3 separate regions of the Mus musculus genome follow, and regions 2 and 3 are each linked to region 1. The links are chromatin loops, found by intact Hi-C in ENCODE. Cell type or tissue: heart. All regions are shown on one strand.

What was found. A loop is a pair of places that touch in the nucleus more often than their neighbours do. Peaks named below come from ENCODE experiments on the same cell type or tissue, not always from the same donor. Only the 100,000 strongest peaks of a DNase experiment are listed, where the experiment ranks them.
Region 2: a loop joins it to region 1, with 6 times the contacts of the local background. A loop is called at or near these places in 21 of 42 quality-filtered maps.
Region 3: a loop joins it to region 1, with 2.0 times the contacts of the local background. A loop is called at or near these places in 4 of 42 quality-filtered maps.

The regions. Positions count from the first base shown.
Region 1 is chr3:9,592,737-9,595,236 of GRCm38, reverse strand. The region is part of intron 1 of Zfp704 (zinc finger protein 704); the gene reads left to right. Among named protein-coding and RNA genes, the nearest start is that of Zfp704, 16 kb to the left of the region's middle. In heart, a CTCF peak has its summit at 1,215 (motif pointing right); no DNase peak of the experiment used is centred here.
Region 2 is chr3:9,398,966-9,401,465 of GRCm38, reverse strand. No RefSeq gene overlaps it. Among named protein-coding and RNA genes, the nearest start is that of C030034L19Rik, 2.8 kb to the left of the region's middle. In heart, a CTCF peak has its summit at 1,096 (motif pointing left); a DNase peak (open chromatin) is centred at 665; H3K27ac peaks cover 281 bases.
Region 3 is chr3:9,480,557-9,483,056 of GRCm38, reverse strand. The region is part of intron 2 of Zfp704 (zinc finger protein 704); the gene reads left to right. Among named protein-coding and RNA genes, the nearest start is that of C030034L19Rik, 79 kb to the right of the region's middle. In heart, no CTCF peak of the experiment used is centred here; a DNase peak (open chromatin) is centred at 1,546.

The DNA of each region.
Region 1 (2,500 bases):
ATTTGAGACAGGGAGGTTTGAAAAGTACAGTTGTAAGGGGATCTAAAATATGGAGAGCAAAACCACAGCCATTTATATCTAGCAAGGTATAATTATTAGTTTGTGTTCATATCACCAAAGAAAATGATTGAAATTCCAGGGCAGCATAAATGAAGGGACTTCTGCTCACTGAGATGCCGATTGACGCCACTCTGTCAGCACTGAGCGCTGAGCACCCTGGGTACAGACTCCTTTCCGCTCTCTGATACTCAATAGTTACAGCTCCTCGTGGCTAGCCTCAGTTGACCCTTTTGATAAATGCAGAGCTTGATAACATTTTTCTTGTTTTATGAATGTGGAAAACAAGAGAAATGGCAGCTTCTGTGGAAAGAAATACATATGAGGTAACTTCATATCAAATGACACAGATATTTGTCAAACATTTCAGAAAACAGTTGGGACCAACAGATTTAAAAAATAATTGGAATCGGTACCTAAGCAACAATGGAAATTTAAGGAGAGAGGAGACTGTTTTGGATCGACTTACAGATTAAAACAATGTGAGCTGCCTTGTTCGTAAGTTGTCAGACGTCATGTAGCAGGTGCTGTGCAAGGCAGCTCCGAGTCACTTCCTGAACACTCAGTTGCCCGTGCTCTATTAATTTGGGTCGAGATCCAAAGTGTAATTAAGAACATGTTCTTCAAATGCATGTTTTGGATAGGTTTTTCAATTAGTAGATTAATGTTCTTCCAACTCAGAGAAAATCTAACAAAATATTAGAAAACTAATAAAAAATGTGAATGACAGTCTTAAAACTTAAAAGACAGTGTGGATTGTGTCTATTAGAAAAGAAAGCAGTCTTGTTTTCCATATAGTGCGTGTCCCTGTCAGGGGCACAGGGGCAGCTATGTTGGTAGGTGCTTGCTATGCAGGTGTGATGACTATCCATCCGCAGAGCTGCTGGTGCTTATGTGGGAATCAGAGACAGGCGGATCCGAGGCTGGCGCTCAGCTGCCTTTGCCTGACCTGTGAGTACCAGGTCCTGGTAAAGAGACCCCACTGTGCCAAAAGTGAGGGGCTGGAGAAGTGAGGTGGTTGCTCACTGAATGAGAGCACCTGCAGTTCTGCTAGAAAACCCAAGTGCAATCCAGCCTTCCACATGGTTTTTTTTTTTTTTTAAAACAGGACTTAGATTTAAAACTGTGTTTGCAGGTTCCTGAGGAGGCCTGAAGAGGGCACCAGATTCACCTAGAGTTGTCCAGTATAGGTGCTGTCAACTGAATTTGAGTCCTCTGCAGTAGAAGCAAGTCTTCTACTTCTGAGCCATCTCTCCCGCACAAAGATGACTTCTGTTTTAATTACATGGACACATACATGGCTATGTAACTCACTTTCGTGCTGGTGCCTATGAAGGGGACAGTGGGTCCTCTGGAGTGGGAATACCGGGGACCTAAGAGAACTGTGGGTCCTCTGGAGTGGGAGTACCAGGGACTTAAGAGAACAGTGGGTCCTCTGGAGTGGGAGTACCAGGGACTTAAGAGAACAGTGGGTCCTCTGGAGTGGGAGTACCGGGGACCTAAGAGAACTGTGGGTCCTCTGGAGTGGGAGTACCGGGGACTTAAGTCCTGTAAAGCAGCAGTGCTTCTTGTTGTTTTGAGACATCTGCCCTGGCACTCCCAGAGATCCACCTGTCTCTGCCTCCCATGTGCTGGTATTAAAGGCATCGCATCACCTTGCCTGGCCTAGCAGTAAGCACTTTAACTGCTGAGCTGTTCGTCCAGCCCTTACATTTTTTGAGATGAAGTGGCTCACTGGGAACTGGGACCTGCAGGTTAGGTTAGGCAAGCTGGCCTTGAGTCCTTGGATCCTCCTGTCTTCCCAGCATTGGGATTGATGAATGCCACCTTGACTCACTGTTTACGTGGGTGCTAGGGATAGATCAAACTCAGGTTCTTAAACTCAATAGTCAGACCTGCACCAACTGAGCCATGTCCTCAGCCCTCAGCTGTCATGAGGATATAGTCCTGGCCTCTTAATCCGAGGTTGCAGCTCTGAAGTGTGTCACTCACTGCGCAGAAACCAGTACCCATCTGCAGTCACACGCAGGGTTCCCTGTAGCCACCATCTAGTGATTCCTTTTGTTTTCAGTGCCACTAAGTCTTTATTTGTTCATTGTGATTTCTTCCGGAGAAAGATGGAGCGAGGAGGAGAGTTAGGGTGTTAGAAAGCTTTAGGGACCAAGGGGAAAGAAGCCTGGGTAACAAAGCAAACCGTTCAGTAAGTGTGCTCAAGAGTTACGTTCACCGTGACTCAAGGGGGTGAGTGTTGAGGACCTGAGAGAAGGGTCCCCATTTTTCTTCTCAACTCAACTCTTCCTTGTAAATTCCAGACCAAGTTTTGGTGTTGAGTGGTAACTGTAGAGGTGACTTACATCAAAGCTGCATTGCTTTCTGATATTACTGTCTAGCTTTAGGCTGGCCTCAAACCCTCACTGCCTGCCTTAGTCACCAGAGTGCTGGG
Region 2 (2,500 bases), 190 kb after region 1:
CCAGTATGCTCTTTCCAGTTCTCATTTCTCTGCAGCAAAATAAACAAATAAACAAGCCAATAAACATCCAAATCAATATTTTACAACATAATAGCTCCCCTTTCCTTCTCTGTTTTGTGTCAGAGCAGCCTGACACCCATAGAAACCCCGGTTAGGGTCCCTGGAATGAAGCCATGTTTCTCTGAGAAAATTAAATGGAAAAAGCTAAGCAATGAGACAGAAAGATTCCCAGGATGCGATATTGCACATGTATGTACACACACACAAAGACACACAGACACACCAAAGTATGCACAATGTCCATGTATGTGAATATATATACCAAGGATAGACATGGCTATAGGTCAGGCTTCTGCCTGAGTTCTGAAGAGCAAACAGGAAGTCTTGGCTCTGTCTTCACCTGGAGGCAGCCCCAAGTGTGTTTATCACATGACATCACGTGCCAACTTGTAGTGTTTGCTTACCACAAGCGTGTGCTGCTTCTTTTCCTAATTGTAAACACAGGAGAGAAAAGTTAAACCCCACCACCAGGAAGCAGCTACCTGGCCTGAGGATAAAAGAAGTTACCGTTGACTTATTGAGGATCTGGGCCGATGCCCAGCCCCCTCCAGCCAGGACTGCCCCACGGGTGTGACAGTGATTCTCCTGGCCCCTGGAGAACTGAAACCCCTCTCTGCCTCCCTCAAGCCTACAGTTGGCTCTGGCTCTGGTCTTTTTCTAGCATATGGAATGCAGCCAAATTGGGATGTTTCCCAGGAAGGGCAAACAGCGCTTTGGAGATTGAATTAGAACAACTGAGCTTTTTTTTGGTGAGCCAATGGGCTCTATCCAGGCTATAAAGTGCCATGTAACAACTCTGAGTTCCTTTGCTTCTTCTTATATCTTAAAAGCTATAAAACAAACATTTTTTTAAAAAATCTCAAGATGCACTGCATAAAGAACTATTTATGCCCTGTAGGAACAAGGCATGCTCAGGTTCCCTCTCTGAAACTGTATGGATGGAAGGAAACTCTTTCTACTAACCACATTGTTGATACAATAAATGAAGCATATATAATTTCTATGAGTGATGTTTGTTATCAAACCTTTGTCAAATACTGCCCTCTGGTGGACCACTCAATTTTATTTTCTGCTAATTTTCTTTTTCTTTTTCTTTTCTTTTTTTTTTTTTTTTTAAGTCAGGGTTCAGTTATCTCAGGCTGGTCTCTCTGCAGAGTTAAGGACAACCTTGAACTCCTGACCACCTGCCCTTCACCTCCAAAATGCTGACATTACAGAGATGCACCACCGCCTTTCTATGACCTAGGGCTTCACAGATGCTAAGCAAGCACTTTATCGGATGAGGTATATCCCCAGGCCTGATATAGATTTTTTTAAAACACGAGTTGGGGACTGACAGACAACTTGGAGGTTAAGGACATTCTGCTCTTCCAGAGGGCCTTGGTGCCCACTTTGCACAGCTCACAATTCCCAAACTAGGGAATTCTATACCTTTTTTAAGCCCTCACTGGCATCTACATATGAAGCCTGTGTATACACATAAAACAAAAATACCAGCCGGGGGTGGGGGGGTGGGGGGCACCTTTTATCCCAGCACCCTGGAGGCAGAGGCAGGCAGAGCTCTGAGTTTGAGGCCAGCCTGGCCTACAGAGCAAGTGTCCAGACAGTCAGGGGAACACAGAAAAACCCTATCTTGGGGGGCCAGGGGTGGGGTTGGAGTTGTCAGACTAAGGCTGAAAGATTAAGTCTTGTGTTTTGGAAGTAAATAAACCTACATATAAGTTTTCAGATCAAAGATTCAGCATCCAGTGCTTTCTGGTTACTTTTTACATAAAACTGTGACATTTTACTCTTCCTTTAATATTTTAAATAACTGTCTCACTGGAACTTGTACATGAAGCACTTTCAAGGCAAACAAGTTAACTTCACAAACATTACCATATATTTTTTTCAAATTTCATAGAAGTTACTCCTGCAAGTATTTGGACAGGCACATTCAATTTAAAATCATTTCCCTGGCCCATGAGATGGATTGTCAGATAAAGGAGCCCGGTGGCCTGAGTCTGATGCCCAGGGCTTGCGTGGTGGATGGAGGGAAGCACTGTTGTCCTCTGACCTTCACATGTGCACACGCCCTGCCCCACCCCACCTCACACAAAATAAATGCTTTTTAAAAAGCTTAAATAATTTCCTACTTAACTGCTTTGAAACAGCTTACAACATAAGGGCATCTTAGCAGGACAGAAGCCTGAGGCCTGGATTCCAGAGCTTGGCTCTAGACAGTTCCCAACCTTGGGCCAAGATCTCTTTGGGGTCACAAATCAGACATCCTGTATATCCTATATTTACATCATGATTTGTCACTATCAGAACTAGAGTTGTGAAATAGCATCCAAAAGACTTTATGGTTGGGGTCACACCCTGAGGAGCTGAATTGGAGGGTCACAGCAAGGGAGGCTGCGAGTCTAGACATACAGGCCGCTGCTTTGAGACTCACTTG
Region 3 (2,500 bases), 110 kb after region 1:
CACATAAGTATTTTAATCACAGAAAATTCTGTCTATACCTCTAGTTGAACCAAGTTGTAGGCAAGGTGAGATGACGCGTGCCTGTAATTCTGGTGCTCAGAGGTAGAAGCAGATCTTTGAGCTCAGAGCAAGCCTGGGCTGCAGAGAGTGCCCAGGTCTGCCAGAGCCACGTAGTGAGCTCCTGTCCTCAGAGAGAAGGTCCAAAGCAGGTGAAGAGGAAGGAGTACCAGTGTCATGCCTAGCATCACGCTGGGTCACTTCCTGGACAGGCCTGGCTAGCTGGCTGAGTTCCCCTTAAAAAAGTCCCCAAGTCCGTTTCTTAGTAGAATATGGGAATGTGGCAGTGACATCGTTGGTACACGCTTGTCAATTTAAAGTAGTACATATAGAAATCTAGCATTCTTAATTTACAACAGATATTTTCTATGTCTTTTTTGAAGACACAAATATTTTTTTTATTTTACTTATTTACTTGTTTGTTTATTTATTTATTTATTTGGTTTTTCGAGACAGGGTTTCTCTGTATAGCCCTGGCTGTCCTGGAACTCACTTCGTAGACCAGGCTGGCCCTGAACTCAGAAATCCTCCTGCCTCTGCCTCTGCCTCTGCCTCCCAAGTGCTGGGATTAAAGGCGTGCGCCACCACGCCCGGCTGACACAAACATTTTTTAAAGAGTATACTTTTCCTTTTTGAAGCCAGGTATGGAAGTTATGTGCCTTGGGAGGGATTGACTCTGGCACCCCAGACCCCTGGGTGTGTGAAGGAGTGTGCCCACTTGAGTGCAGCCTTTACCCAGTTCTCCCCAGCTCAGGTTGGTCACTCTGAAGGGCAGTGCCTCTGCAACAGAGTCCAGTCCCAGTCCCTTCCTGACACGTGGACAGCCATGGCTGCAGAATGGCCTTTGGAATGGCGTGGGCGGCCCACTCAGGCTCCCCTGATGCTCATTGACATGGCAGAGTCAGGACAATGATTGGTCTTTTTACATAGTCAGAAAGGGAAATGGCTGTTAACCGTGACTAGGAGGGGCTCTCAGTTTGTTGTCTGCAGAGTAGTTACTGTTACAGGTAGGGAAGCAGCAGAAATAAGAAAAGCTGTATTGGTAAACCTATGTGGGTATTGTTTGCTTATTTTTGTCTAGCAGACAGTGACTTTATCCATAGTTCTTAAGTTGGCAAACCAGCAAACACTAGACTTGTTTTCTCCCAATTTCCTGCATAAAATAACTATGGCCATAAACTGTGGCTAGCAGCTCTATACATTATTTGAGCACACACGAAGTTGAGGCCTCCAGGTACTAACATAATGAGCTGCACAGTAAGTACATCGGGGATGACCCACCATGAACATGAGATAGAGGTGCAACTTGGATGACAGTTTCCTCCTTGAGGGTGACTGGGATGTTGTTGAGCAAGCAGACTGATAACTTCAGGCTTCCTGAATGACATAGGGCTCTGCCTTCCCATTACAGTGGACCCTGCTGTTCTTGAATGAGTGGCAGGCCCTGCTGACAAGGCAGGACTGTGGGACAGCTGGCTGACGGCCCAAGCAGACGGCAGCCCAGCCAAGAGGTTCCTGGAGAGTGGTGGCCTTTTTCGGACTTTTGAGGATATCGGGCACGCCCTCAATGGGATGGAGAGAAACTAGAATGGAAGGAAAAGGCTGGCTGCTCCTGGAAGCAGAGCCAGGGACAATAATGTCCCAATAGAACAGACTAGAAGTGCAGACTCACATACATAAAGGATTCAAGCAGGTATACACACCCAGATAGTCAACACAGACATATGCACAAGTACACACAGGACCCAGATACATATACCCAGAGACCTACAAAGTACAGCTGCCAAAATAAATTCCGCAACTTGTCACATTCTTTCTGGCCTTTTTTGTCACCACATGATGTGTAAGTGGTGGCCACCGGTTGTGATTGCATGTTCAGAGAGAACACGGTTTAGGACTGCCTGTGACTCCTGAAGACCCATGTTGGCTGTAGTCAGAAAGCTTCAGACCCACACAGTGAAAGAGGCTCTGAGGAATGTTGGAGACACTTCTCCGAGCTTTGCTCTCTGAGGCTCCTCATCTCATCAAGAAGGCCAGCTAAGAACACGGATTGTTTTCAGGGAATTTCAGGGAGATTCTAAAGTTTACCAGGAATCCATGAGGCTTTGTAAATATAGAAAATTTATCACAGACATTGGAGAAAAATCAATTTTGCCTAGATAGACTAGCTTGGTTTGTTTGTTTGCTTGCTTGTTTGTTAGGGCCAGTAGAAAACCATTTGCAGGGATCACCTGTTTAAAAGCTAAAATCTTTGATTTTCACAAGACAGAAGTAAAGAACCCCCAAGTCCAACAAGATGACAGTGTAAATGTGGATAACCACAGAGCTTCTGAGATGTTTTGGTCTCTGTGCCTGTCCACCCTTAGTGACAGTACTGACTGGTTTTGTGTGTCAACTTGACACAGCTGGAGTTATCACAGAGAAAGGAGCTTCAGTTGAGGAA